7 separate regions of the Mus musculus genome follow, and regions 2, 3, 4, 5, 6 and 7 are each linked to region 1. The links are chromatin loops, found by intact Hi-C in ENCODE. Cell type or tissue: left cerebral cortex. All regions are shown on one strand. Region 1 holds the start of Peak1 (pseudopodium-enriched atypical kinase 1). Region 2 overlaps Peak1 (pseudopodium-enriched atypical kinase 1). Region 3 overlaps Peak1 (pseudopodium-enriched atypical kinase 1). Region 4 overlaps Peak1 (pseudopodium-enriched atypical kinase 1). Region 5 has its middle 74 kb from the start of Gm31529. Region 6 overlaps Peak1 (pseudopodium-enriched atypical kinase 1). Region 7 has its middle 28 kb from the start of Gm31529.

Region 1 (4,000 bases):
AAAGTTCTGTCTGCCTCATCTTTAGTTCTTCCCGAGACATTTTCCTCTCACTCAGTACGTCACTGAACTTGCCATCCTTTGGCCAGGTTTTAAAACCATAAATAGACCTCATTTTTCAATCAGTAACAAACTCAAATTACAAACGGGGAGACACCATAAAATGCATCTTTCATAAACATCCCAAGAAAGCTACATGAAAACAACACTAAAGTGGATGATGTCTTCTCCAGCATGAGGTGAATCCTTAAGTCCTAAAGGAACAGTTCTAAGTATGTAACACATTAGTGCCCTTTATTACGGTAACATCAAATCGGAGTACTGCAGCATGACACTCTCTCCCTCTGCAAACATGAAAATGCCCTGTAATTTGTGTGAACTATTCGGTACTCTAACTTATAAACTACCTCCTTAAAAGAGCGGCTAAGGAGCTCCTGTTCCGTGTCTAGGTAGAGCCTACACTACTTCACTCAGTTAAGGACAAGCTTGACTTGGGTGCAAGGGTGGGCAATTCACAAGTCACATAACAAAGTATGTAATCTTGCAGAGAATTTTAACAAGGTGTTTAAAATTCTTTGGAGACAGCATTAAGACAATCTTGCTGGGGAGAGATTTTCCAATTTACACACAGAAACAAAATACATAAATTCTGATCGTGGCCTGGTGATTATCATAATTTGGGGAAATAACCGAACTTGTGACGTGAAAATACAACCCCAAGGCTGTAGGAACTCTCTCTGAGAATGGCACAAACCAACACCTTTTCTGGCTCTCATCAACACGGGAAGTGGCTTGGACACCCCCCAAACATCATCCTACCCCCACAGGAAGTGAGTTACAGTTCCCCCTCCCCTATGACAGCATGTCTCCCTTCCCCCAACCGGAAGTGAGGCGCCCCCATTCAGTGGGCCTTAAACCAAGACAAACCAATAACAGCAGCAGCAAAAGAAGGATGATCTTCAAAGGGGGAAGGACATCTCGACTGTTGCCACCCCCATGCTCGTCTTGCTTACTAACCTGCTGACGGCAGGAGCAGGCAGGGGCCTGGGGACTAATGAAAGTCCCTTGCACAGAGGACAATTCCCTCAGCCCCTCGCAATCGCCTTCACTCTTCACTCCGTCGTCTCACAGCTTGACAGAAATTCCTCCGCAGTACTTTATTTTGGTGTCTTTTCTTACTCTTTACCTAATCACTTAGTCACCTCCAGATAGGTAACTTCTTTTAACGTGGTAATACTGAGAATTGTTCCGTTGAGGAGAGACGTGAAATGTTATACCCGATACTTTCAGAGAAATGAAGGGATTATTTTGCCCAATGCGGCGAAGGACTACGTGACCACGCAAGGTGAGACACACTTTCGCGAAGGTTCTTGGGAAATGTAGTTTTCATTTTCATTGCTAAGGCTCTCAAAAAATAGTGGGACTTAAATTTTAATTACTGTATACTGGACTCTTAGAGGATAGTTATTCTGTACTAGACGAATGGCTGACTTAAGGTGATTCGGCCCCGAAAAAAATCCAAATCTGCGCTGTTTCTTTCCACTGGCGTTTAATTGAACCCAAATTCCCCGTCACATGGACTCAAGGTCCCTGCCGCCCCGCCCCCTGGCTTTGGCTCCACCCCTCAGCCAATCAGACTTTCTCTAGCTCGTGTTCTCCGGATATTGGCACTCAGGGAGGCGTGGCCTCTTGTCAACTCCTCCCATGGGGCTGAGAGTAGAGCTCGGAGACCGCCGAGGTTTGGTGCGGGCACGCGCGGGCGAGCGCGCGCGGTCTGAAGAAGTGAAGCGGCAAGGGTGCGCGCGGCGGGGCGGCGTGCAGGGTTGGGAGGAGCGAGCGGACTGGTGGGCTGGGCGGACGGAGAGCGGCCGGGAGCGCGCTGTGGACTCCGCGGCCGCGAGTAGTTAGTTAGTTGTGTCAGTTGCTCGGTGGAGGCGGCCGCGATCACCAGAAAGGGGACGGGACAGGAGGCAATGCTGAATATCGCAACGGCTTGTGCTCCCCTCAGGTAACGGGGGCAGGGTTGCCCACGTACCCTCCGGTCCCTTTCCCACACGCGCTGGCTTATGGGGCCAGGGTCGCCGAGAGGTGAGGACGCGGACCTAGGGGGGATCGGGACTGGGTGGCGCCGCAGGGGCTCGGCAGCCCGTGCGTCCTGCGGGGCGCGGGCTGCAGTGCCCCGGCCACCCACGCGCCCCGCGGGCGCCGCGAGCCCTCTCATGCCCCCCACCGGCCCAGGCCTCGTTACCCTGGCTGCGATGGTCCCGGGAGCGCGGCGCCCCCCAGAGGAGGGAAAGTTGGAACCTGGCGGCTAGGGACTTCCCGGGGCTGGGCTGCGAGGCTCCAGGGGAAAGTGAAGCCTTAGAGGAGCTGGAGATGTGGAGGCTGGGGCAAGAAGGGCTTCTGCCTAGTCTGTATGGTCGCCTCACTCCCAGACTTTGGAGGATCAGGCTCAGCCTTGCCTCAGCAGTCAGGACGGAACCGGTGGCTCTGTGCCTGCTCACTTTACGCTCTGGCCAGGGAGCCCCTAATGTGCGCAGGCTTCCTAGGTTGCTTAGGGGTTTGGGATTTTGAGAGGCTGGGTTAGACATTTGTTTTTCTTTGCCCTTTGGCTTATGGGTTCTTGCCAATTTCCTTTCCTCCTTCGAAGAGGACTACCCATCTGAATTGGGTCCCCTTCTCGTTATCCCCCATCTTATGCTCCATTTGTTGGAGAGCTTGATTTTGTTCTTGGACTTCATTAAGGACTGCTGAGAGCAATATCAAAGAGTAGTCCGCCCTCCAGTCCCCCTCCCCCAGGCCCCATGTCTGCAGTCCAGTTTTTAAGGACCCAAATTGAGGAACCAGAGCTGTGGAATGGAGTTATTGGATGGCTGGTGTTGAAGGATAGAGATGAGTTAGAGGAAAACTATGATTTCATCTTTATTGGCCTTACTATAGAAAACCCAGTACATTTTTCTTTGCCTCTGTTGAATGTGGTAAGAGTACACTCTCAATTAAATACTTGGTGACTTACATAAAAGACTATTTTTAAGCCACTGGATGATGTGCATGAACTGCTTTTTCACCTGAGTCGGAATTGCTTTGAGTATTCTGTTTGGTGGCCTATCTGTTGACTTGATCTTTTTCTTTCTTTCTCTTTCTTTTCTTTCTTTCTCTTTTTTTTTTTCAGCCACACTGTCCTCCCTTTATCTACCTTGGCAAATTAAGTATGTAGTCAAGAGAACACATATTGCTCTCTGCAAAGAGGAAAAAAAAAAAAAAACCCAGAAAGCCCAAACTTGAATTATCCACAAGGGTAAAACTTTCCATGAGCAATCTTGGATACTCACTTCATGATGGCTTCTTTTGTAATCTCAGAGCATTTTAGATCTTTCAATTCACTGACTACCCTAATTACTTTCCAAAGTGCCTGGCACTTTCTTTGGTGACTTTTTCAGTAAACTATAATTGCAGGTGAGGTACATTTTCTTGGCTTCCAAGTTAGGAGTTAATAGCCTTATCACAGAGATTAACAGTTAACAATGGAAGCAGAGTTCATACTACTGCAAGTGAGTTTTGGCAACGATCAGGTCACAAACTATGTGAAAAAACAAAGATCCCCTCCCCAGAGTTGTCAGAGGGGAAGAAGAGAAAATATTTTATCGTGTCTCTATTTGGGAGAGAGTAGTATGACTATGTTATGTGGGGGAAAATGGCAAATTATTTTCTTTAAAGCTTTTTGATTTGTGGTCCTCCTTTCTCCCACCCTTTCTTTAGGGACTGACATTTATGTTTGGCTAGTTTCCAGTGTTGTAAGGCGTGTTTTGGTGAGAGGAAAAGATAAGCTTGATTGAGTTGTTAGGGTATTGCTTATTCATTTTGTTTAGTAATAGTGCAGAAAACTTACACAGTGGTGTTTAAACCCCATTAACATTCTGTCAGAATTTATTTTTAAGAGTCTGTCCTGAGGCCCATAAAGAAATAATGCCACTTCATAACTGTTTTCTGACAGTCACATTAA
Region 2 (4,000 bases), 93 kb after region 1:
CTAAAGGCGCTGCGCTGCTGTGGACCAGTGTTGAGTGATGCTCTGTGTTGAGCGATGCTCAGTGTTCAGTGATGCTCAGCTTTCTCAGATCTCCCTCCTGTGTGTTTGGAACACTTGTTCTTTTAGTTCATGGGAATCTGGTGTCTTCTGCAGTGCTGGCATCTGCCCATGGTTTCTGACAGCTTTTGCTTCACTCATTTTGTACCTCTGGCGTGCACACTTAGGATTTCCCCACTTTTTGAATAAATTCTCTTGTAGACTCTAAAATGCCCTTCAATCTCTGACAATAAGTCTTCTACTGTACTTTATATAAATGGGGCTGTTCCATATTAACATTAAAGGGTTTTTGTCTTTCTAATTTAAACCTGTTGCCTTATTTTTGTGTGTGTGTTGAGGGGGGTCAAGGGGAATAATATATGTTTGGATCTTAAACATTTTATGTCTTAATTATTTACTTGGAGATTTTGTTGTTGTTTTGTTTTGAGACATGATCTTGCTATGTAGCCCAGGCAAGCCCAAACTCAAAATTCTATGTCCCATTCCTCTTACATGGGTCACCATGACCCAGTTATAAAGTGGGCCCTATACATTGAAGATTTAGAGCAAGACATGTACAGCTGTGGTAGTAGAGCACTTGCTTAGCATGTACAAGGCTGTGGATTTAGTCCTAGCTCGATATGGAAGATAATTTATGTTTAATATATTAATAGGTTTTGTATTGAATCTGTCCCCTCACTAGTTTGTTCTCTGTTACTCATCCCTTCAAAGTAATCATGCTGTTAGATTCTGTTTAGTTTCTTTTCTTGGTTCATTTGGGCCACCATCAGTTTATTTTCGAGTCTATGTCCTTGGCTTTTGTTGTTTTAGTTCTTGCTCTATGAATGTAATACATCTCTTTTCTTAGAACGGCATCACATCGTGCCTCATAAGATGTGGTTTTTACAAGAGTGGTTTTTTTCCACTATGTCAGTTTTTGGTTTTTCTTTTGATTTTTGGTGTGTGTGTGTACACGTAACAAGTATGATACACTTGTTAAGATCGAAAAGCAAGTTTGTGAAGTAACTTTGTGGAGTCCTCTATCATGTGAGTCCTGGCCATCAAATCTTCAAGCTTGGTGGCAAGTGCCTTCACTCCCTAAGCCATCTCTCTAGCCTACCCTTAAATTTTTTTTCCTCCCCTCTTGCTCTCTGCACTTCCCTTTAGGTAAATTTTGTTGCTCTGTCTGTAAGTTCACCAATGCCTCTTTTCTTCAGAATATAAACTATTCTTTGTCTATTCCACGCAATTTCCTCTTAAATCTTAAATTTTTATTTGTCCATTTTGTTTTGAAAATCCTCAAATTCACTTACACTCACCGTGTTCCTGTTTTCATTCATATCCTGGACCATTCGAAGAATAGAATTAAAGAATCACTTTATATGTTTGTTGCCTGCTAATTGTCTCATTTCTTAGTGTCTCTAGATGGATATTTTCCTGGTTATGAATTACAGTTTTACTGCCTCTTAAAATATCCAGTAGTTTCATTAAATGACAGATAGCTGTGAATTTTCTATTCCTATTAAATTTTGTTTCTTTAAAGAACATTGGACTTTCCCTAAAAGACAACTTGCTAATTGCATACTAATTTGTTGCCTTCTAGCCTAAGCTCAGATGACTTCCATACAAGTTCAGAGTAGTCCCCCCCCCCCTCCCCCAAGGCTGTGATGTGTCTGTGATGTGGCCCATCTGTGGTCCTCCTGGTTGGTTTGTATATTCAGTAAGGTTTTTCCCTTCATGCTAGAGAGAATTTGTTAATTTTCTGCTCAGTGTCAGCTTTGAGAATCATTTATGTTTTTATTCCTTGTTAACTTTATTTCCTCGGACTTTCATCCTTTCGGGAAATGCTACCGTTGCATACAAGTGTTCGTATAGCTGACACTCAGGAACCCGGTCCCGATTCTAGGAAACCCGTTCGCCCTCTCAGCAGCTCTGCTGTGTGATCTTCAGCCACACCGGTCTCCTCCAGTGTTCTGCTCAAGTTGACAGGATTGCAAGGCTCTGTTTGGTTCTTACTGCGTTGCAGTGGAAACCGCTTTTTGCCGGAGAGGGAAGCTCTTTCTTCCTTCTCTGTAGTCCTGGTCCCCACGCCTGAGTCTGAAATGGTCTTTTCCTGTTTTCTTTACCATGTGGTTCTTGTTTGCAGTGGGAGGATCATTCCAGACGTGTTTACTCCCTCGTGGTCAAAAGCAGATGTGGAATCATTCTAGAACGAGTTATAACACCTTTGCAAAATTCCAAAACTCTCAGATTCCAAAGCTATTTTTAATCACTATTGTTATGAATAATCTTGTTTCTACTGTGGAAATGTTATTTACATTTCAACTCAAAAAGCCCATTACAACTTTAAATCAGAACTGGTCAGAAGACAATGATGTGTCATACCTAACAAATTTTATAACTCAACAAAAAAGGGTTTTTTTTTTTTTTTAGTATAAAACTGACTTCATATTATTGGATAATAACTGTAAATATAAAAATACTATTTAACGTTTCCTTACAAGTATAAAGGAATAAAGTAGCAGTGGGTAATGACCTAAAATAAACTATTTGACCTAGAGTTTATTTAATTTTTTTTCACATAATATATTTTGATCATGTTTCTCCCTCCTCCCATACTCTGCCCAGCTCCCTACCCACCCAAACCTATCTTCTCGTCATCTCTGTCTCTTACTCTCACTCTATCCAAAGAACAAAAAGAAATAAAACAAACAAAAAAAGCCTACCGAGAAACGCCCATTAAGGCCGTTAGCATTTTAAACCGTATTTCCTCTTACATTGGAGGATAGTGATACTGAACTGAACTTAGATTGTGTCAGGAGTTGGAAAACATTAATTATAAAGGGAGACTTTGCAGGCAGTCAGCTTACTATGCTCTGGTCGCTACTTACCCATGCCCTTATATAGTTCAAAAGCAACCGGAGATGATACATAAACAAAAGAACTGGAAACCTTATTTTTAGATAATGAACTTTAAATCTCATATAATTTTTATGCTCAAAATACTCTCCTTTTGATTTTTTCAATTGTTTTAAAATATAAAAACTATTTTTAGCTTGTAGACTATAAATAAGCAGGTGACAAGTTTGGCTTGGCTCCTAGCTCATGGCTTTGACTATGCCTGCTCTGTCTAACTATATTTTCCAGTGAGATGTTGGATTCCCAGGAGATTGATGCGTTGTACTTCAGTTGTGATATTTTTACTTAAAACTATCCCCTATTATTAAGTTTAATAATAAAGCAAACATGTTTGGGCCTATAGGACTTTTGAGAGAGACTGTAGTACAGAGGTTATGTTAGGAGCTGGACACGATGGCATGTGTCTGTATTCTCAGTTACTCAGGCTGAGCTGTGGAGTTTGATATCAACCTGAGCAGCATAGTGAGTCACTCAGTGTCTGTCTGTCCCTCTTTCTCCCTGTCTCTTGTCCCTCTCAATAGCTGTCTTTTGCCACTTTGTGGGGTCTTCTTTCTTCCACTATTCTCCACCCTTTCAATTCCTAACACTAGGTTGGAGAGAAAGAGATTCTTAAATCTAATTTCTTTCTTTTTGTTTCTTCTTCGACCATGACTACTACCAAACAGCAACCAACCCTCCCAAATGACCAACTTTGACCAGCCCTGCTTCTCTGGGGCCCTGGCCTTTATATACCTTATGAAAAATCCCCAGAATTCCAAATGCCACATATTGCAGAAGCTATCTGCAATTATTTGCAATATTAATGTTGCAAAACCATGCCTCTGTTAGAGCACAAGACAGTTCATAGTCAGCTGCTAGGGACACTGAAGCAGCACATCCCACACCTGGGATTACAGTGTAAACCTATTATAATAGTTCTGTCTTTTTTTAAAGAAACCAAAATTCTGTCTTTGTCTCTCTGTCTGTCTCTATCTCCCTGACACATACTCCCTCTTTCATATACACGCATGTATGCACGCATGGTGGCAGAGGCATCTGGCATCCT
Region 3 (4,000 bases), 200 kb after region 1:
CCCATAATGGAAAAATAAAAGCTAATGTAGGCTATTTTTGAAGAGTCCTGCATTTTGTAATTATTACTTTCTTTGGGGAAAAGAATAGAAAATTGAGTAGAATGACGAAGGACCTTGTCGTTCTGTAGTTCTGTTCAGTATAAAGTTGGTGAGTCTCTAGGGCAGACTCCACTCAGCAGACAGCTAGCATTGATCCAGTTTTCCTCAATCGTGTAGTCAGATCAGTCATGAGCATTGATTACTCAGGTCTGTCTGCTATTGCCCCCTCCCCATTATTTTGCCAACTTCCATCTGTTTCATGAAAGCTGTTCATGTACTCTAGCTGCTCTGGGCAAATAAACAATATAGCCACCCTGGATTCAGTGTAGCTTTTTCTTGGTGTTTTGTATAGGTAAATTAAACATGTTCTGTGTGCCTTGTTCTCTGTTAGGCCCTGAGATACAAGTGTCTGTTCTTAAAGTGGACCCAAAAAATCAGCCAACTATAGTAAGAAAGATGTCCAGACAGAAAGGGTACAACAGGCATGGAAGACTGGCTACAGACAGACAGACCACCATGGTAGGAATGAATGGAAAAGGAGCAGGAAATACAGTTGTGAAAAGAGACTGCTAGGTTATCTAAATAGGTATGTTATAGCATATTTTTAAAGATGCCTTTGCTCCCTGTGAAAGTTATTTTTAAGGGAATTCATAGGAGAAGCAAGGAGTCCCATTGGAAAACCTTTGTGGTAGTCTAGGAAGGCAGTAATGGTAACAGTAGAAGTGAAGAAAGGACAATTTGGAAGATATTTAGGAATAAAATCAGTAGGAGCTGTAAATCAGTTGGACATAGGGAGTAAAGATGGGAAAGAAGTCCAGAGTGAACTTGATGTTGGAAAACAGGAAACAGAGCCAGGTAATGGAGCCATTCACCAGGAACAGAGAAGGCCAGAGAGTGAGGGTGCAAAGGGCTCAGGTTTGATTGTACTGGATATTAGGAATTCACAGGATAAGGCAACACAAATTATTCAGCCAGTGTTTACAGTGTGAGAGTCAGAGACATAAATGTGGTTTACAAATGCAGGTATGTGGTCAGCAGTGGAACAGAATGTCGAGTGAACACTAGCAGTTCAAGCCACCTTTGGGACAAAGAATCAAGAGATAGTAAGTGACCAGCTTACATATCATACTCATGCCACTCCCATCCCCCTTGTCTCTGTTTCTTATCTTAAATTCAAAGGGCAGCAGGCTGGAAGGTCTACTTTACAGGTAGCAGACAGTGAGGGCATTCTGGAAGGGTCAGTAATGATAGCCGTGTGCTGTCTTTTCCTTCCCAGCTGCTCATACTGTGGCTTTGCAGTCATGGCCCCCTACAGTCTACTTTATACAAGTTAGCTGTCTGGGTTGACATTCTTATTACAAACATAAATGCTTTATAATGACAAATTTGCCTCAAAGGTATGCAGAGCAGTTGCCATGAGCAACACATAAAATGAGCCCCTGAACGAAATGAATGTTTGGAATTAAACTTTTCAGATTGTGTGTGAGGAGCCATTGTCCAGCTCAGATCCCCTGCTGGGACCAGGCTGTGTACATATTGTGTGTTTGACCCGGGTTTTAGAAGGTCTTGAGAGAGGGTAATCTGACCCTGATTCTGGCTTTGTTTTTTTGTTTTTCCATTTCCCAGCAGATAACTCGTCAGTGGTTAAAGTGTCCCCACCCTGTATTTGGAAATCTTGTCAGATGGCTTTCATCCGACAAGCGGTGGCCAGTGCTGTAGAAGCATCAGCCATGCTGGTCTGCTTAGTTAATAGCAACAAGATACTGCTCCTCCCGTGTGTATTTTGCCAACTCAAATATGTACCCATTTTCCCTTCAAGCCCCTGCTTTTGCAACTGTACATTATGTCGTGTAGAGATCAGCTAGCTACCCATTGTAATGGTCCCCTGATCCTTCTTGGGAGGAGGGATCAAGCTGACATGCCCGGTGAGCTGGTGAGCATGAAACCCCTGCACCCAGGGAGGACTCCTAGCCAGCTTCTACTCTTCTCATCTGGTGCTCCCTTTACTGAGTGAACTCGGCATCGCTAACGCTGATGATTCAGAGACAGAGACAGACAGGCAGGCAGGCAGACAGACAGACAGACCATGGTATATTTTTCCCACATTCAGCAGCTAGATTTTGTTCTGCTGCAATGTGTTCTGTGCTTGGATGCTGATATTGTAGCTCCCTCTAGTGTCTCTGGGGTGCAGTCCCTCAGTTCTTCAGTTGGAGAGACTGTAGACAAACACAGAATCTGCCCAAATTGGCAGCATTTTAAAAAGGCTTTCCCATAGTTTTCTCTTGTTAGGAATGTGAAATTTTCCTCATTCTGCTGTTGGTTCAGAGCGTGGGAGATGGGACCAGGATCCCTGTGGGAATAGTTCTTCTGAGGGCTCCTTGAGATGCCCCTGTTTAAGCCAGCTAGCCTTATAAGGAAAGAGTGGGAATTCTGTTCAAAAGAGATTGATGAAAACGTGAAGCTGAAAAGTTTATGTTGATCCCAAGTAGAGAAAATATTAGGTAAAGGAATTTAAAAAAAAAAAAACTGGCAGTAAAAACTTTGTCCATTTATTCTGGAAAGAGTGGTTTGTTCTCCAGAATAACTTTTGGGCTAGAAATTTATCATCTGAAGTCAGATCATTTTGAGGTATTTTTCTAATCTAAAGGAGTCAAGTTATTAATATTTGAAAAATGGCTACTATGTAGTACATAGAATAATATAATATTCCTGCCTAAATTAACATCATTGCAGCCTCTATAATAAAGATTTATGAGCTACCTATCATGTGAAATCCTATTATGGAAATCTCCACAAGTCCATGTTTGGGTTGTAACCGGCTTCACGGTTATAAACCAATTAAAAGCACAGTGCCTCTCCTCTCTCTTCTGCTCTTTCTTCTCTCGTTTTCATTTGCCCTTAAACCAGATTGACCCATTATTCTTCAGCCTGTCTGTGTAAATACAGAGATAAGGAAGTGCTACCTACTCAGCTTGCTCTCTGGGCAGGCCATTTTCCTCCCAAGCATCCAAAATAGTGGAACAATTTATCACTTCTTCTGTGTAAGTCACTCCAACCCTTTATCTCAAGTTGATCTATGAAGCCAAACATAAATTCTAGTTGTAGAATCCATGTTCTTATCTACTCCCAAAACTTTGGAAGACTTTATAAAAATATGTATGACTGCCTCTGTGTGTACATGCAGATAAATTTAAATATCACAGGATAGGCTATCTCCTTTACATTTGATCTTGAACCACCTAATGGTGAAGTTTTTCTTTTTCTTTTTCTTTTTTCAGTGTAAATTGGCATAGTAAAAAGTAAAAATTTAGTTAAACCATTTTTTCTTAGAACTAGGATGGCTTCCTTGGACTAGAACATAATGCTGATCTTGGCATCGATGGTGGTGACCTTAGCTAGGTGTAGTGACCACAGGTGTATGTAATCCCAGGAATTACATATGTAGCTATATGTAATCTCTAAGGAAGGAGTACTTCAAGTTTGAGATCAGTCTGAGCTCCATAGTGAGTTCCAGGCCAGACTGGATCCTTCATAGGACACTATCTGAAAAAAAAAAAAAAAAAAAAAAAAAAAAAACAAGAAAACCTTTACTGTTAGCTGTCCTCCCTCGGACCAGCAGTCAGCGAGCCCCGCTGCTGTGGCAGGTAGCTCTCAGAACCTAAAGGAGAAGGGACCTGGACATTTGCACACATCCTACAAACAGTGTAATTTTTTTTTTACCTTGTCCTCTTTGAAAAACTATATTCTGTATGAGTGCATCCTTTTTAACATTTCCAAGTGATCTGATTGGCTATCAGCATTACATTTGTGTATCTCAGTCGTGTGTAGATGTCCTCAGTATACTTGATCCCATTTCATCTCTCCAGCTGCCTGTGAGGTAAGGTTTCCATATTCTTTCTGTTGTTTGCTTTATGAGGCAGGCTGAGACCCAGAGGAACTGAATGAGCATGCCCAAGGATAC
Region 4 (4,000 bases), 140 kb after region 1:
ATGCCTGACCTAAAGCTTTACTACAGAGCAATTGTGATAAAAACTGCATGGTACTGGTATAGTGACAGACAAGTAGACCAATGGAATAGAATTGAAGACCCAGAAATGAACCCACACACCTATGGTCACTTGATCTTTGACAAGGGAGCTAAAACCATCTAGTGGAAAAAAGACAGCATTTTCAACAAATGGTGCTGGCACAACTGGTGGTTATCATGTAGAAGAATGCAAATTGATCCATACCTATCTCCTTGTACTAAGGTCAAATCTAAGTGGATCAAGGAACTTCACATAAAACCAGAGACACTGAAACTTATAGAGGAGAAAGTGGGGAAAAGCCTTGAAGATATGGGCACAGGGGAAAAATTCCTGAATAGAACAGCAATGGCTTGCGCTGTAAGATCGAGAATCGACAAATGGGACCTCATGAAACTGCAAAGCTTCTGCAAGTCAAAAGACACCGTCAATAAGACAAAAAGACCACCAACAGATTGGGAAAGGATCTTTACCTATCCTAAATCAGATAGGGGACTAATATCCAACATATATAAAGAACTCAAGAAGGTGGACTCCAGAAAATCAAATAACCCCATTAAAAAATGGGGCTCAGAACTAAACAAAGAATTCTCACCTGAGGAATACCGAATGGCAGAGAAGCACCTGAAAATGTTCAACATCCTTAATCATCAGGGAAATGCAACTCAAAACAACCCTGAGATTCCACCTCACACCAGTCAGAATGGCTAAGATCAAAAATTCAGGTGACAGCAGATGCTGGCGAGGATGTGGAGAAAGAGGAACACTCCTCCATTGTTGGTGGGATTGCAAGCTTGTACACCCACTCTGGAAATCAGTCTGGCGGTTCCTCAGAAAATTGGACATAGTACTACCGGAGGATCCAGCAATACCTCTCCTGGGCATATATCCAGAAGATGTTCCAACCGGTAAGAAGGACACATGCTCCACTATGTTCAGAGCAGCCTTATTTATAATAGCCAGAAGCTGGAAAGAACCCAGATGCCCCTCAACAGAGGAATGGATACAGAAAATGTGGCACATTTACACAATGGAGTACTACTCAGCTATTAAAAATGAATTTATGAATTTATGAAATTCCTAGGCAAATGGATGGACCTGGAGGGCATCATCCTGAGTGAGGTAACACAATCACAAAGGAACTCTCATAATATGTACTCACTGATAAGTGGATATTAGCCCAAAACTTAGAAGACCCAAGATATAAGATACAATTTGCTAAACGCATGAAACTCAAGAAGAATGAAGACCAAAGTGTGGACACTGTGCCCCTTCTTAGAAATGGGAACAAAACACCCATGGAAGGAATTACAGAGACAAAGTTTGGAGCTGTGATGAAAGGATGGACCAACTAGAGACTGCCATATCCAGGGATCCACCCCATAATCAGCTTCCAAAAGCTCACACCATTGCATACACTAGCAAGATTTTGCTGAAAGGACCCAGATAGAGCTGTCTCATGTGAGACTAGGCAGGGGCCTAGCAAACACAGAAGTGGATGCTCACAGTCAGCTATTGGATGGATCACAGGGCTCCCAATGGAGGAGCTAGAGAAAGTACCCAAGGAGCTAAAGGGATCTGCAACCCTATAGGTGGAACAACAATATGAACTAACCAGTACCCTGGAGCTCTGGACTCTAGCTGCATGTGTATCAAAAGATGGCCTAGTTGGCCATCACTGGAAAGAGAGGCCCATTGGACACACAAACTTTATATGCCCAGTACAGGGGAACGCCAGGGCCAAAAAAATGGGAATGGGTGGGTAGGGAAGTTGGGGGGAGGGTATGGGGGGCTTTTGGGATAGCATTGGAAATGTAATTGAGCAAAATACGTAATAAAAAATATTAAAAAAAAAAAAGGTTATACTTCCTAACCATCCCCCAAATAGCGCCACCAACTGGGGACTATGTGTTCAAACATCTGAGCCTCCTGGGGACATTCTCACCCTAATCATCACAAGGGAGAACAAGGGATACTTGTCTGCTGTGTCTGCCTTTTTTTTCCCTTTCCTTTCTTAAACATCATGATCTCTAGCACAAAGGACAGTCTTAAGAGGTTTCACCAGTATCAAGCTTTAAAGTCTATATATTAATCCCAAATTTTCCAAATTATATAACTTGAAAAGCTTTACTTCTTAATTTTACTGCTTCTCCATGTCCAAACATCTTTCCCCAACCCCTACCATAAAGAGATAATCAGGCCTACCTCTCTCTAGGTTGATGAGAGAGCAGCGAGGAACACATCATATCCTGAACATCGTCTCTTCATTATTTTATTTGATCATCAGAGAAAATTCAGTGTCCATTTTTATCTTAATATATTCATGGCCCCTTTCCAAGAACATCAGGTACCTTGGAAGTAGCCTGACATTTAGCCAAAGACATGAATGACTAATTCAGAGTTGCATCTTAAAGACAGAAGCAGGATTTGGGTTTCCAACCACAACTATGTTAAACATCACACTTAGACCACACTTGTTCCCCGTGTGCATCTGATTCATCTGCTTTTTGTAGGAGTTGGTATTTATTTTTGCCTTCTGTGTTGCTTCAAGTCAGACAAAGCTTTGATATTAACTCTTACTGCAGTCTTCTGGCGAGAGCTGGCTGTGACCTGGGAGTGGTGGTGTGCTCAGCACATCACTCTTCACATTCAGGTGTTCAAGGACCATCATGCTTGCTCATTCATTCATTCATTCATTCGTTCCATCTTACCTCCCTCCCTCCTTCCTTTGTAGATTTATGGTGCATTTATCAATTGTACTTTCACAGTTATGCAATAGACTGTTGTTTAGAGTAATTTGGAAGTTGTCTAGTCTCCTTAGGTTGTCTTGGGCATTGCTTTCCCTTCGCTGAGTCAGGGGTCTGTTTCCTTAGGGTAGCTATGTTTTGTGTTTGAGTTGATATATGATTGGTTTTGATATTTTGTCTTACTGGATTTTATCTCAAAATATGAGGCTTGTTTTTTTTTTAATATGTTTTCATTTTGTGTATATGGGTTTAGTTTTAGGTATCACATGTGTGTCTGGTGCCTGCAGAGGCCAGGAAGAGTCAGACCTCCAGGAACTGGAGTTAGAGGTGGTGTGAGCACCGTGCTCTTACCTGCAGAGCTGTTTCTGCAGCCCCAGAACTTAAAAGTCTTAGAAAACCTACTCTATGCTGAATGCTACCCCAAAATATTTTTCATTTAAATTGTCTACTATGACCAAAACTTTGAAAGCAGTAGGTCTATCGGAAATTATTAAACCATAGTAATGGAATTTTTAAAGATTATTCAATCATTGCCCAGAAACCTCATCATGAAAATGTTCATGTCATTTTACTTTTAATTACATTCAAACTAATTAAATTCTTCTTGAATGCTGTATTAAACTCTACCTCTTGATTTTAAGCAAGAGCCCAAGGAAAATAATAAAAATTGCCTTTGCCACTAGGGAGATTTTTCTGGTCTATAACTGCAAATTTTGTTGTTTCTATTATTGGCTTGCACTCTTCTAAGGATTCTTTGGGGTAATACTTTCATTTTAAGCAACAGCCATTGCCACACATCATAAACAAGCACCGGGGCCTCAAAGCTCTGTCTTGTGGGCTTCTTTTAGAAGGTGGTGTGTATTGTCTTCAACTTTGAAGGTACCCTTCTAAATCACACTTTTTATCATAATCCCTAAATTCCCCAAAGGGATCATATTGAAACTTCTTTTAGAGTTAAGTTCCTCTTATGAGTTGAATTTTCAAGGAGCAATCTTTTTCCCCACCATTTCCTTATTTTCTGTGGGAGATGACTAATGTTTGTCATTGATCGCTATATGCCAGGCAGTAAACTTACCTCATGGTACTCCGTGGTTCACTGCCTCCTTATCTAATCTGCTGCTCTGGTGTTTTAGTGCTTTCAGCAAACCAGAAGACATTGTTTCCTATAACTCTAGAGAGATTTGGGCAATTTTCTATTAGGATATGTTTGAAATGAT
Region 5 (4,000 bases), 88 kb before region 1:
ACAAGGCAGATTCAAATACCCATTTAACAGATGGCACAAACTAAGTCTGTAAGAAATGCAGACCTGTCTCAGGCCCCAGCAGAGTTAACAGCTGCAGGAAGCAGCTTGCACCATGCTTGGCTATCTCAGTTGGGGAAACGCTAAGCTTGTGAAGGGACCTGGAGCCAAAGGCCCACTGGAGTGGCATGAGGAGGAGGGAAAAGCACTTCAGGTTCAAGTTGCTAGTTTTGCAGAGTGTAAAATTACCGTACAAGTCCTAGAGAATAAACAGAGTTAACACCCCATTAAATACAATGGACTTTCGCCGTGTGCGCCAGACGTGCTAGGACTGAAACTAGCTGAGCGGGAGGGAAATGTATCACACCCGCTGCCTTCATGCTTCCAAAGAAGAAAAATCCAGAGCAGGGGTAAGAAAGCCCCGGCAGCGGCTCTGCAGGCTCAGGGCTGAGGACCCGGTAATGAAGTCTTTCTGGAAGGTAGGAAGGGCTGTGTGCAGTGTGCTATTTTTAAACCTGCTGTAGTGGCAGTTGTATTCCTGCCCTGGCACTTTCTCTTGCAGAGGAGGGGCTCGGGGGAATGCAGCCAGGAATTTAGATGCTATTTATTGTATTTCCTTTTATCAGTCAAATGATTTTCTTATTTCCCACGTAGATAAAGATCTTGCGCTCCCAGCTTCGGCTTGTTGACCTTGTCAGGACCGCTGTGCTGTCTGGAAATTGGTCCCAGAGAGAGAGAGAAGGGCATTGTTGTTAGGGGCTGTTTGGTGGTTTGGGTTTTCAGTCCTCCCAGCAGAGAGGAGCTCAGTTTGCCAAAAATAAACAAATAAAAATCTTCCCCTCAAAACAGAAACTGATTGTCTTATGCCTTCTATTTTTCTCTTGCAAAACTGAAAGGTTGTCCAATAAGTTTGCTTCAGTAGCTTTCTGCACCTGGCTTGGGAGCTTGGGCAGCGCGCGCGCGCGCGCGCGCGCGCACACACACACACACACACACACACACACTTCTCTCCCTCCCCTCTTTCTTCCTCATTTCTTTTCCTTCACCGTTTCCCTTCCTTTCTCCTCCTCTCCCTCTCTTCTTCCTCTTTATCTCCCTCCTTCTCTCTCCCTCCTCCCTCTCTTCCTCCCTACGCCCTTCCTTTTCTCCCATTTTCTACCTCTTTCCTCTCTCCTTCTCCCCTTCTCTCCTTCTCTCGCTCTCTGTCGTTTCCCCTCCCTCAACCCGGCGAATCGACTCTGGCAGTGCTGCAGAGCCTTCTTCTTGGCAGGAAACAGGGCAGAGGGCGGGGCCTCCCTCTGTCTGTGTTGCCAGCTCCTGGAGGTGGAGATGCCAGTATGCCTGAGCTGAGCCATGGCAGCTTCCACTCTGCTGGAAGCCTCGGAGGCAGCCAGGCCTCTGCCAGCGCCTTCCAAGGGCACAATGAGGCCACAGGGCTGCCTCTCGGCCAGAGGCCTCCTCGTGGGCACGCTGCCCCTATTGTCTCGCCTGGCTTGGGATTGCTGGCTAGGTTCTCATGCAGAAGTCAGCGCCACTGCCTCTCACCTCGGAACTAGCTCAGCAGATGCTGCGGGAGGCTGGAGTTTTATAGCAAATCCTCATTTTTGGCTGGCTCGCAGCTACAGAACATCAAAAGAACCAGCTAGTCCGAGGGCAGCCAGCCTCTTGCAGGCTCGCAGTGGGAAGAAAAAGGAGGTGCAAGGCCTCCAGCATGCCACGGTGAGCCAAGGTTTTAACCAGGAACTTGCTTTCCAGACCCCTCGGGTCCTTTCCCTCCACCGCGGTGCTGTCTGATCTGGACAGCAGAGGGCGCTGCTTCCTCTGACAGCACAGCGACCCAGTCTGGCTTCCCACATCTGGAAATGGGCTCTACCACTCTTACGAAATACCAGAGAGCCGGGGATCTGTCTGTGTGAGACGTGCTGGCACCCGAATGCACACGCATACACATCATGAATTCCACTTTCTCATGAGTTAGATTTCCCGTGAAGAGCGCTTGTGGAATGTGGGGAATTTGCCTTGCCAAGGCGGCCAGCACATCCTATTCTTGGGCTTGTCTGGCCCAGGTTGGAATGCTTGGATGGACCACCCTCTGGTCTGAAGCCTTTACCCTCCCCTCCCACGTGGAGAGGGGAAGAAAAATGGGAGACCTCCCAGATCTTTTTCTCAAGGGAAGAAAATTAAAAATGTTCAGCGCTGACCTTATAGGCCTTCCTGATGAAAGCAGATGTGGACAGCCAAGCAGCTTCCTAATTACAAGAGATTAGGAACGCCAAAGTGACAAGCCAAGGATGGAGGAGGACAGGGCTGAAGCCAGCCAAAAGCCCTCGTTGCTATTCTGAGTCTGCTCTCCAGACTTCTGAAAGCTGCATGCATTTAAATGTCCACATTTTCTGCAGAAGCCAGAAATCTCTACTTCTCTTGGCCAAACAACACATCAGTCTAATATGGTGTGAGAGAAATATGTTACATTCTTTTATGAACAGAATGTTAACATCAACCAGAATCAATATTTATATCCAAGAACACAATGAACTGGCTTGTTTTGGACTGCACGAGTTTAAGACTGGGACATTGGGAAAGAGTGGGGGGCCCTTCCCTCCCCACCCCTGAAAGACAGACAGGCTGAGGCTCAGGCATCCCAAAAGCGTTCTGCTTGGAAGTCTGGCCTTGGGTCCTTTCCCTGCCCTGCAGGGCTCCTGTCTCTTGGGATTGTAAGAAGAAACCAGAGCAGCAGGCGAAGCCGGATTCCATGATGAGGTGCAGGATGTGAACCCGCATCCTGTAGGCAGGTCAAGGCCTCCTCCTGTCAAGCTAGGAGAGAAGGGCCAGGGCCAGGCCTGCATCCGGCCTTTCCTGCTGAACTCAGACTACTAGGTGCTGACACAGGACAGAGGGACACTCGGAAGCTGACAAGGACCAGAAGGGAGTGTTGCCCCTATGTAGGTGGATTTTTTTTTTTTTTTTTTTTTTTGGACCAGGCAGTTACTTTCAGGTGAGGCAGGGGCTGGGAAAGAGGCCGAAGCATCCCTACCTCCATCAAATAAATGTCTTTATTCCTTCACATTGACTTTTTTTTTTTCTTCCAACTTTTCCTCCTCTGGAGTCAGCTACTTGCTCCCTGCATGTAAAATCTTTACCTAATTAAAACAAAAACAAAGGTCTTTCCCAGATGATCTTGTGTTTCCTGGCAACACTGAATCTCAAAAGGGAACTTCCTCTCCACCCTCGCAACCCATGGACTCAACGGGGGCTCCTTTTCCCCAGCAAACCAGCCCTCTTGGTTTTGTGATGAGGCACTGAGTACTAGACCCTTGCAGCAACCGCACTTGTCTCTCATTAAATACCTGCAGCTCATTACTGCATACCCTGCAGCAATCCTCACTGCCTTAATAGACGAGATCTTCAGGAACGATCCTTTGGTTGAGAGTGAAGATTAAGGCATGATTAATCTTGGCCCCCTTTAACTGTGGGTCAAGTCTTCAGAGTGGGAAACCCCTCGGGGCATGACCACAGCTGATAATCTTTTTGTAGTCTCCAGCCTTTCCCCAGGTGTTTAGTTGCTGCCCCGTGCTTGGCTCATCCTGTAGCCTTCACCCAGATCTTTTCTATCTTGAGACAGGGTCTCACTCTGTAGTGCTAGCTGGCCTGGAACTCACTATGGAGATCAGGCTGCTTCAGCCTCCTGAGTGTTGGGATGCTAAGCCTATCCTGCCATGCCCAGCTTTTCATACAGTTCCAAGAGACAAACAGGAAACATCCCAAGCACACTTGCTATAAAATCAGCCAACATAAACAGATACTGCCACGCCAGAGGAACGTCTGGAGTATTCTTTCCAGATGCACAAGTTCCCTTGTTGAATCTCTTGCAGGAAGCATATGCAAGAACAGGCTCTAATAACTGCAGAGATGCTAGCTGATCTAAGCTAGCTAGAAAAGCTCCTCTGTCCATGTGCTCTTCTGGAGTCAAGGGAAGGGGAGCATAGTCATGGTTGGGGTAAAG
Region 6 (4,000 bases), 150 kb after region 1:
GCAGCGAGTTCTCTTAACCTCTGAGCCATCTCTCCAACCCCTTTCTAACATACTGGAAATCCCACATTGTAAAGCACAGTAAATACGGCTTATATCATGGTGTCATTTCCGTCTTCACTTGGAAATCCTGAATCATTTCCATAAGAATTGAGCCTGTTTGTCCCTTCATTATTTCTTATATTAATAGTGTGGTTGTTGCCAGCTCAGACTATAAACACAAATGTACACGCAGACTAGAAATAGTGCTTATTAGTTATAAGTGGCCATTTTGTAATAACAGCTCAGCATATGTTTATGTTAATGTATTTGTGTGAGGGTATGTGTAGTATAAGTGTGGATATGCTCATGTGTATGAAGGCGAGTGTGCTCCTTGGTGTGCGTATAGATGCCTGAAATTGACTGCAGGTGTGACCGTCTCTTGTTTGCCATTGTGTGTGTGTGTGTGTGTGTGTGTGTGTGTGTGTGTGTGTGTGTGTGTGTGTGTGTGCTTTTGAGTTAAGGTCTCTCACTGTGCTTGTTGTTTCAGCTAGGCTGCCTAGCCAGCAAGCTCCAGCCATCAGCCTGTTCAATCAGTGCTGAGGTCACATGCACATGCTGCTAGCCCTGCCTTATATGTGGGTGCTGGAGATCTGAGCCCAGGCCCACATGCTCACACAACAAGCAGTTTACCCTCTGAGCCATCCATCCCTCGCGTCCCTGTTAACTTGTCTTAGACAGAGACTTTAGATCAATACTGACCTATTTTGAGAACTCACAGACCCTTGAAAACTACACCCTGGATCCCAGTTTAGGAAATACTCTTTCAGTATAATTTTAATTAAAACTTGTTACATTGCAGTATTTTCTTGAAGCAATCAATCTATACTTCTCAAAGTAGTGTGTAATTCAGACGTTGACTAATTTGCCATTTTCTTCTTTAAAGGTTTAAATTATAAATGTTTTACAGAATAGATTGTTTACTTTGCTGTAGCTAAAGGAGGAAAATTTTAGTGTAGTTGAAAATATAATATCACTTACCAAAGTACAGGTTACACTAGATAGTGAAGTCTCCAGAAATGGTTGCATTGCTAAAATCATACAAGTCCGGTTTCTCTTCGTAGAATAATGAACTTTTTTCTTCCCAGTTTCCCTTTCCTCTGCTTCTTAGTTCCTTCATCTCTCTTCTCCTCATTTCTTTTCTTTTGATGTACACAACATGTCTTCTCTGTCGTCCATGCCTGAGCTGAACTGTACCATTTATACATACTCGTGGTACATTCGCTCACCCTGTACCATTTGTATATACACGTGGTGCATTCACTCACCCTGGCTCTGGCCTTCACAGGCTCTGTGTGGCCTTGGACAAATCCCAGTTTCTTCACTCTAAGAGCAGCACCAATGGTATCATATATGTCCCAGGGTCTTTTGAAAATTGTGAGTCTTCATGGGCAAAGTGACCCTATGTCTAGGACTTAGTAGAATTTGTTCAGTCTGCTCTCTTCAGGGTCTAGTTTTTTCTCAGCAGTCCATTGATGCAAATAAGAAGAGGACATAGCACAGTTCTGTCTTCACAGGACTTGTATTTTACAGTATGATGCGATATAATAATAGTGGTATTTAGGGAATCAGAAGGAAAAGTCATCACAGAGGTAACCCCTGAACAGAATTGTGAACAGCTAAAAGTGAATGGGCTGCTTCTGTCATGTAATAGAGCTTTAAGATATGCAAATTAAGCATGCTTTGCTTTGCTCTGTTCTTGAATTAATAGAACATCATATCTTAAGAGTTTGCCTATTCTTGTAGCCAGGAAAGTGATATTATTATTATCACCGTAGCCGTCGTCATCATCATCATCATGCTATCTCCAGAAGAGCCTTCTCATAGAGTTTCTATTTGTGATCCACAGTGAAACTGTCTTTTATCTCCTGCAAGCATCTTCCTGCAGCTTTGCTTCCACTTCCTCTCTACCCTTTTAGTCATGTACTGAAGGTCTTGGCATGTCAGGTCAGCATTTTTCACTGTGGAAAAAGGAAAAGTTGGGAACAATGACGTGGGATATTTGTCACATTTTCCTTTGCTTTTTAAAAAAATATATAAGTGAATCACAAATTCCATTACAAATCCTAATGAAAACCTTGCTTTATAAATTTGACGTTGGAATCATAGAGACTGGCTACTGTGGGATGCCATGTGGCCTAGCGCCTCCAAGTGTGTCCTTAAAAGCCTGTGGACAGCAGTGAGGATTCTTGGCTCTGCCACTGTGGAAATGAGGCAGATTTTATGGGGAGAGCTAATGGCCTTCAGGAGTCAAAGTATTGGGGGAGGACCTTAGCAGTCTATTCCCATACTCCTTTATGATGGTCGGGCTTTCCTTTGGTTACCTTTAAGGAGTACTGTGTGAGGAGTTTAATAGACCCCCTACCCAGTCCCTCTTTAAGGACAGGAACTGCATCCCTCTTAGCAAGCGCAGATGCTGACAGTTTAGTCCAAGATTGAAATCCAGGGAGAATTGGTTGTTTTGTGTCAAATCTACTTGAAACAGTTGGGCAAGAAGCACACTAATTATAGCCATTGTTGAGCAGCAGAGAGCAAAGAGCAGCAGTAGGTTCTCAGAAGGCCTTCATGACTCAAGATGAAATCAGCTACTCTAGAATAGCTCTATCTATAGCTCGAGGGGTTTCATCCTGGAAGTTATGAAATAGAATTTTAGATCATGGGGTAAATCCTGGCTAGCTTCTGGAGGCAGCTTCAGCCATTAAAATTTCCCATCAACCATTTCATCTGTAGGATTTGCTTTAGGGTTCTAAGAATGTGGTTTGGTTTGAGCCTGCGCTGGTCTCATGTGCTGGTCTCTGTAAGTTCAAATGTGTATCAGTCCTGCTGTGTCTGGACACTGTTTCCTTTGAGTCATCCCAGCGATGACAGGAAGTGGACGCAAGTCTCACCCCTAACTAAGATGCTATTTGCAGTTGATACTGGCTAGGAAAGGGAAATCAGTTTTCTCCAGCAGAGTGTTTTGGGATGTATCAACCACACTCCAAGGAAGTCAGTGTAAAACAGGCTCCATGGGACTTGGAGTTTTTAAGGGGGTGCTATTTAGAGTTTGTTTTGTCTTATTAGTTTTTTGTGTTTTATTTGATTTTCATTTTTGTTTTGTTTTTGGAAAGGGGGAGTGGGAGAAAATATCAGGTTGGGTAGGTAGGGGTCTGGGGTGAATTTGGGGAAAGGGAAAACATGATCAAAATTATGAAAAATTTTAAATAAAAGATTATAAAGAATATATAAGCAAATGAGCTTTAAAAAAAAAAACCAAGCATTACATTTTGATACTCCTTATCAGACCTGCTCTGGCAAATTCGTAGAGCGTGTCAGAGCAGGTCGCTGTGTCTGTATGCACATGCTGCAGGAGACACTTTTATTTCTTAATGTCTCAACTTAAGTTCGGTGACTCAAGTTTCCTGTTTGGACAGTGCTGTCAACGAGAGGGCACGAGAAGGGAAAGCTGTAGGTATTATCAATTGCCCTTAAGTGATTCTGCAAAGGCAGGAAAGCCAGAAGACCCGGCCTCGGATAGACCTGCATTGGGTATAGCTTCCTTCTCTAAGGGCCTGCATTAAGTTAAAATAGTTTTGACAGCATCTTTAACTGAACATCTTTGTCTCCAAACATAATTAGTGTTTAAAGCGGAAGGCATCAAAGTCCAGGTTTTGTGGCTTAGACAGCAGCTCCATCTGGTGCTTACTGGAGGTGTGTGCTCCTTTCATCTCCGGGTTCCAAGCAGCATAGATACAGATGTGCACAGGCCTTTCAAAGGAACGGCCACACTAAAACTGGCTTCTAGCGATGACGTGAGTTAACTGGTCTTGATGAACCTCATTTGGCAGTTTTGTTAATGTGGTTGTTGCTGATCAATTCAAAAGCCATCATTTGGTTTAACTAACATACTCAGATGGAAATAATTTTTCATATTTATTAATCTTGGAGAAAAATAAAGCACATACTACTTACAAAGAAAACCTGT
Region 7 (4,000 bases), 130 kb before region 1:
CACACTCCATCTTTCTGGCATCTCTAGGTTGCAGATGGCCTCAGTGGTAATTCTTTAGCCAGAGACATCAACCATCAGAAGGAGAGGAGAGAGTTAGGGTTGGGGCAGTGAAGAAGCCAGGCTGAAGGTAGATTTGGCCATGGCAAAGGGGCACATAGCTGGGGAGGGCTTCATTTCAAACAAGGTGGAGCCGGAATAGACTCCAGTCCTGGATCCCTGCAGCACGTCCTCCCTGATCTCTCTCCGCCCCCATCAGTGCCCAGCTCCCACCTGTGTGCCCTTGAAGGCTCATGCTGGGGGAGGTGAGAGGAAGTGACAGGAAACAGATGGCCAGATTCAGAGGAGGGATGCCAGACTAGCTCAAGGTCACCTGACTAGCTCAAGGTCACCCATATGCCAGCAATTAATCCAGGCTTGGCATGCTGGTCTCCTGCTCTGGGCTGGTAGCCTCTGCTCCAGCAGCAGATGAAGAGCAGAGACTCGGAGGGAGGCCGAGGTGAGGATGGACGACAGGGGTCTTGGGCTTGTGAGGAAGAGCTGAGCAGGGACAAAGAACTGTTTATTCAGCTCGGTTGCCATCAAGGTCCAGAGCTGTGTAACCATGACAGCTCTAGGTCTCAGACCTGCCCCCACCTCACCAAGCCATACTGGACCCTTCCCTGTCACATCCAAGCCTGCAGGCCTGCAGGTGTGACAGAGGAGACAAAAATGAGCCACTCCCAAGGGCCTTCCTGCAGAACGTTGCAAGAGATCACAGGCAAGGGTCAGCGCTGGCCTCTCTGGACAGAGCAGAACTGAGAGCCAGGGCAGCGCCAAGCCGGCGAGCTGGCAGGCGTCGACTGCCATGTTGCAGCCCTTCTGTTTGTGTGGAGGACACGGCTATGAAATGTAAGTAAAACCCAAGGCTAATTTCCCCGGTCAGAAGGAGGAGGCGCTGCAGTGTGCTCAAACCCTAATTAAACCCGCTCGGGCGGTGGAACACCAAAATCAGTTCCAAGATCAATATTGCTATTCATTTAGAAGTGTAACAAGGTTAGAGAGGTGAGCAAAGGAAATAATTAACTCATTTGCAGCCTTTTTAAACAGAAACAGTCATTTTAATCTCCAGGGTAATTAGCTAGGCCCTGTCCATCAATCATGACGGCTGCCATTATTTTAAGTATTTTATTAATTAAGGAGGGAGGGGACTAAGGCACCCTTCAACCCCCCAACACTGTTTACTGAAGCTGGAAGGACCCTGAGCAGGAGCCGAAGAGCACTAGACAAAGGGTCAGCGAAGTCTGTGCTGAGAACGATGGCTGTCAGAGAAAGGCTACCATATGACAAAGTTGAGGTGACAGGTGCGGAGACCCCCCACCCCCACACCAAGGCTTGACTCTTGACAAACAACGATGCCCCATTCAGAGTCTGGAAGTGCTGGGGTGTGGGATCCCCAAGGTCTGCTTTGGTAACTGCTCCTAACTTTCTGGGTGACAACGACATGCCCCTGCCCCACCATATGCCCTATGATACTTTAGATGTATGTGGGATAGTCAGAAACCAAGGCTTCTAAGTGCCCAGGGGCCTCCAGCCACTGGAGGGCAGCAGAGCCCCAGGGACCCCAGAGCGAGGGCTGGACTGGCTCAGTCTGTACCAGACCCCATAGCTCCTGTGTTTGTCACTCACTGCTCAAGGTCCCATTGCTCAGTCCTGTGACTTGGACAGGAAGCTGAGTCAGATGGTCTCTGACCCTGCTAACAGCTTGGTTTTGGCTATTCAATAGGAGCCTGCCCTGGCCTGTCTCCCTCACATTCCAGATGGGGAAACAGACCCAGAGAGAGGAAGGGTGTTGTTATACTAGTCTTGTTTAGTATTTGTTAATAAACATGGACACAAAATTCCTGGCCTGAAGAAGACCTTCCGGGGGCCATCAGGAGAAACTTGTAACCAAACAGTAACCACTGGGCAGGATGAGAAAGCTGACAAACAGCTTAGGACAGAAGGTCAGCAGAGGCATACCCCAAGCAACCTGGACAGTCAAGGGAGGCTTCCTGGAGGAGGCACCTCTCAGATGAATCCTGGTGAAAGGCAGGGCAGTGCATCCCGCAGGAGAGGGAGAAGCAGTGCAGGGACCCGGGCAAGAGTATGAGGAGGCTGAGAGGGGTACAGGCAGATTGGACACCACAGGCCATTCAGGAGGCCCGAGTGGGAGAGAGTAGGGCAGGGCAGCAGGGTAGCTATGGGTGTCTGGAAAAGAAAGGAGCGAGGCAGGAAAGTGCTGGGTCTGGTGGCCACTGTCTTGCTATGTCCTGCTATGTCTCCCTGCTCCCAGCCTTGGGCTTACCCTGAAGTTGATGATGTCATTTTCTCCAAGAGCCTCTCCCTAAGCTGTCCTCTCTGCGACTCATCTGGGAGGCGAGAGAGTAGAGAAAGAAGGGACTGTGGAGACAGGAAGAGAAAAAAAAACCCAAAACAAAAAACTATGGCTGAAAGGGACAGCCAGGCATGTGAGGGCTGCCTGTCTTAATGCCCTGAGCCATACCAGCACCATCCTCATTAGATAGCCTCTTCTTGCATACCTCCTGGCCGGGGAACTCTCTTATCTCTGGAGTCAACCGCCTTCTCTCTAGTTGCTGACTCTGTGCCTGGGTGTGCAGAGAGCCCCACTTGCAAGTCTAGGACACCCCTCGTGCCTCCAGCACTAGTCTTCAGCTACCTTAGTTCCAAGTCAGCCAGGCAGGTAGAGTACTGACCGTGGTCATCAGTTGCTTAGCAAACTGGGAAGATCAGAGAGCTTCGCTGGTCACTAAGCTGGCACATGATCTTCTGGGAGAGTTCTGGGTCTGGGCACTGGCTCTGAGGTTGGGGGAAGGGAGGAAGAAAGCAGAGGTCCAGAAAGAGGGAGGAGGGAAGAGGATCAGGCTGAAACTCGGTTGCTAGGGGCAACAGCATTACATCCTGAGGAGGAACCAGATGCTGAGGAGGGCAGCAGATCCAAGCCCGGCAGGCTTGGGGGTGAAAGGGGGAGCACACAGCCAGGAACCCAGGAAGAGGGTGGGACACGCGTAGGGTGTGTGTGTTGTGGGGGGCGGTTGGTGTGGTAAAGGAGGGTTATGCTACATGGGGTATGTGTGTGGTGTGGTGTGGTGATAGGGAAAGAGTATGGTATATGGTGGGGGAGTGGTGTGGTGTGTGTGTGTGTGTGTGTGTGTGTGTGTGTGTGTATGGTATTTTGGGGGGTGTTGTTATGTGAGGGGTTGTGGGAGGGTAGTGCGTGGTATGTGTATGCATTCTCATGTGTGTCTAGCCAGGCAGTGGTAGTGCATGCCTTTAATCCCAGCACTTGGGAGGAGAGGCAGGCAGATTTCTGAGTTCGAGGCCAGCCTGGTCTACAGAGTGAGTTCCATGACAGCCAGGGCTATACAGAAAAATCTTGTCTCGAAAAACCAAAAAAGAAAAGAAAAAAAGAAAAAGAAAAAGAAGAAGTGTGTGTGTGTGTGTGTGTGTGTGTGTGTGTGTGTGTGTGTATGATGAGGAGGGAGGGGTATGGTATATGGGGTACATGTGTGGGGTGGTGGTAGGGAAGGGGTATGGCATTTTGTGCAGAGGGGTGGTATGGTATGGTGTGTGTGTGTGTATGATATTTGTGTGAGTGTTGTGGTGTGAGGGGTTGTGGGAGGGTGGTATGTAGTGTGTGTGTGTGTGTGTGTGTGTATGTTATGGTATAGGTATATGGTGTGTGTGTGTGTGTGTGTGTGTGTGTGTGTGTGTGTGTGTGTGACTTAGGGCAGGTATTTCCACAGCTGATCTCACTTTCAGGTCCACAATGCCTATGGGTCTTTAGAATTCAAGAGCTTTCTGAGGAGCTGGGGCTGAAGAATCATGCTTGACACAGCACAGGGCCATATGGGACTCCAGCCTGGGCCCCAGCAAGTCAGCTGTCCTACCTGCTAGGATCCAGGAAAGGACAGAGTTGTGAAGAGAGACTTAGGGGACACAAACCAAAGGCTAGTCCTCTGAG

The links. Peaks named below come from ENCODE experiments on the same cell type or tissue, not always from the same donor. Only the 100,000 strongest peaks of a DNase experiment are listed, where the experiment ranks them.
Region 2: a loop joins it to region 1, with 1.8 times the contacts of the local background. A loop is called at or near these places in 7 of 42 quality-filtered maps.
Region 3: a loop joins it to region 1, with 2.4 times the contacts of the local background. A loop is called at or near these places in 13 of 42 quality-filtered maps.
Region 4: a loop joins it to region 1, with 2.5 times the contacts of the local background. A loop is called at or near these places in 20 of 42 quality-filtered maps.
Region 5: a loop joins it to region 1, with 6 times the contacts of the local background. A loop is called at or near these places in 24 of 42 quality-filtered maps.
Region 6: it touches region 1 in a loop (5-fold over the local background); 20 of 42 quality-filtered maps call a loop at or near these places.
Region 7: it touches region 1 in a loop (4-fold over the local background); 15 of 42 quality-filtered maps call a loop at or near these places.

Annotation. Positions count from the first base shown.
Region 1 is chr9:56,415,946-56,419,945 of GRCm38, reverse strand. It overlaps Peak1 (pseudopodium-enriched atypical kinase 1), which reads left to right and starts at 1,896. Exons shown (of 7, transcript NM_172924.3): 1 at 1,896-2,005. Hmg20a (high mobility group 20A) reads right to left here and starts at 1,327. Exons shown (of 10, transcript NM_025812.3): 1 at 1,015-1,327. In left cerebral cortex, a CTCF peak has its summit at 2,271 (motif pointing left); DNase peaks (open chromatin) are centred at 964, 1,694, 2,262, 2,753 and 1 more place; H3K4me3 peaks cover 2,964 bases; H3K27ac peaks cover 2,045 bases.
Region 2 is chr9:56,322,870-56,326,869 of GRCm38, reverse strand. The region is part of intron 2 of Peak1 (pseudopodium-enriched atypical kinase 1); the gene reads left to right. It overlaps Peak1os (a long non-coding RNA gene), which reads right to left. Exons shown (of 6, transcript XR_003948326.1): 6 at 1,728-2,242. Among named protein-coding and RNA genes, the nearest start is that of Peak1os, 84 kb to the right of the region's middle. In left cerebral cortex, no CTCF peak of the experiment used is centred here; DNase peaks (open chromatin) are centred at 126 and 2,101; H3K4me3 peaks cover 672 bases; H3K27ac peaks cover 409 bases.
Region 3 is chr9:56,211,747-56,215,746 of GRCm38, reverse strand. The region is part of intron 6 of Peak1 (pseudopodium-enriched atypical kinase 1); the gene reads left to right. Among named protein-coding and RNA genes, the nearest start is that of Peak1os, 28 kb to the left of the region's middle. In left cerebral cortex, a CTCF peak has its summit at 2,215 (motif pointing left); a DNase peak (open chromatin) is centred at 2,198.
Region 4 is chr9:56,272,261-56,276,260 of GRCm38, reverse strand. All of the region lies in intron 3 of Peak1 (pseudopodium-enriched atypical kinase 1), which reads left to right. All of the region lies in intron 5 of Peak1os (a long non-coding RNA gene), which reads right to left. Among named protein-coding and RNA genes, the nearest start is that of Peak1os, 33 kb to the right of the region's middle. In left cerebral cortex, a CTCF peak has its summit at 1,929 (motif pointing left); a DNase peak (open chromatin) is centred at 2,504.
Region 5 is chr9:56,503,963-56,507,962 of GRCm38, reverse strand. No RefSeq gene overlaps it. Among named protein-coding and RNA genes, the nearest start is that of Gm31529, 74 kb to the left of the region's middle. In left cerebral cortex, CTCF peaks have their summits at 1,589 and 1,789 (motif pointing right); DNase peaks (open chromatin) are centred at 1,411, 1,754, 2,295, 3,732 and 1 more place; H3K4me3 peaks cover 1,800 bases; H3K27ac peaks cover 2,895 bases.
Region 6 is chr9:56,264,571-56,268,570 of GRCm38, reverse strand. The region is part of intron 3 of Peak1 (pseudopodium-enriched atypical kinase 1); the gene reads left to right. Peak1os (a long non-coding RNA gene) reads right to left here. Exons shown (of 6, transcript XR_003948326.1): 5 at 1,018-1,997. Among named protein-coding and RNA genes, the nearest start is that of Peak1os, 25 kb to the right of the region's middle. In left cerebral cortex, a CTCF peak has its summit at 3,720 (motif pointing left); a DNase peak (open chromatin) is centred at 3,693.
Region 7 is chr9:56,550,648-56,554,647 of GRCm38, reverse strand. No RefSeq gene overlaps it. Among named protein-coding and RNA genes, the nearest start is that of Gm31529, 28 kb to the left of the region's middle. In left cerebral cortex, a CTCF peak has its summit at 1,579 (motif pointing right); DNase peaks (open chromatin) are centred at 1,598, 2,046 and 2,846; H3K27ac peaks cover 191 bases.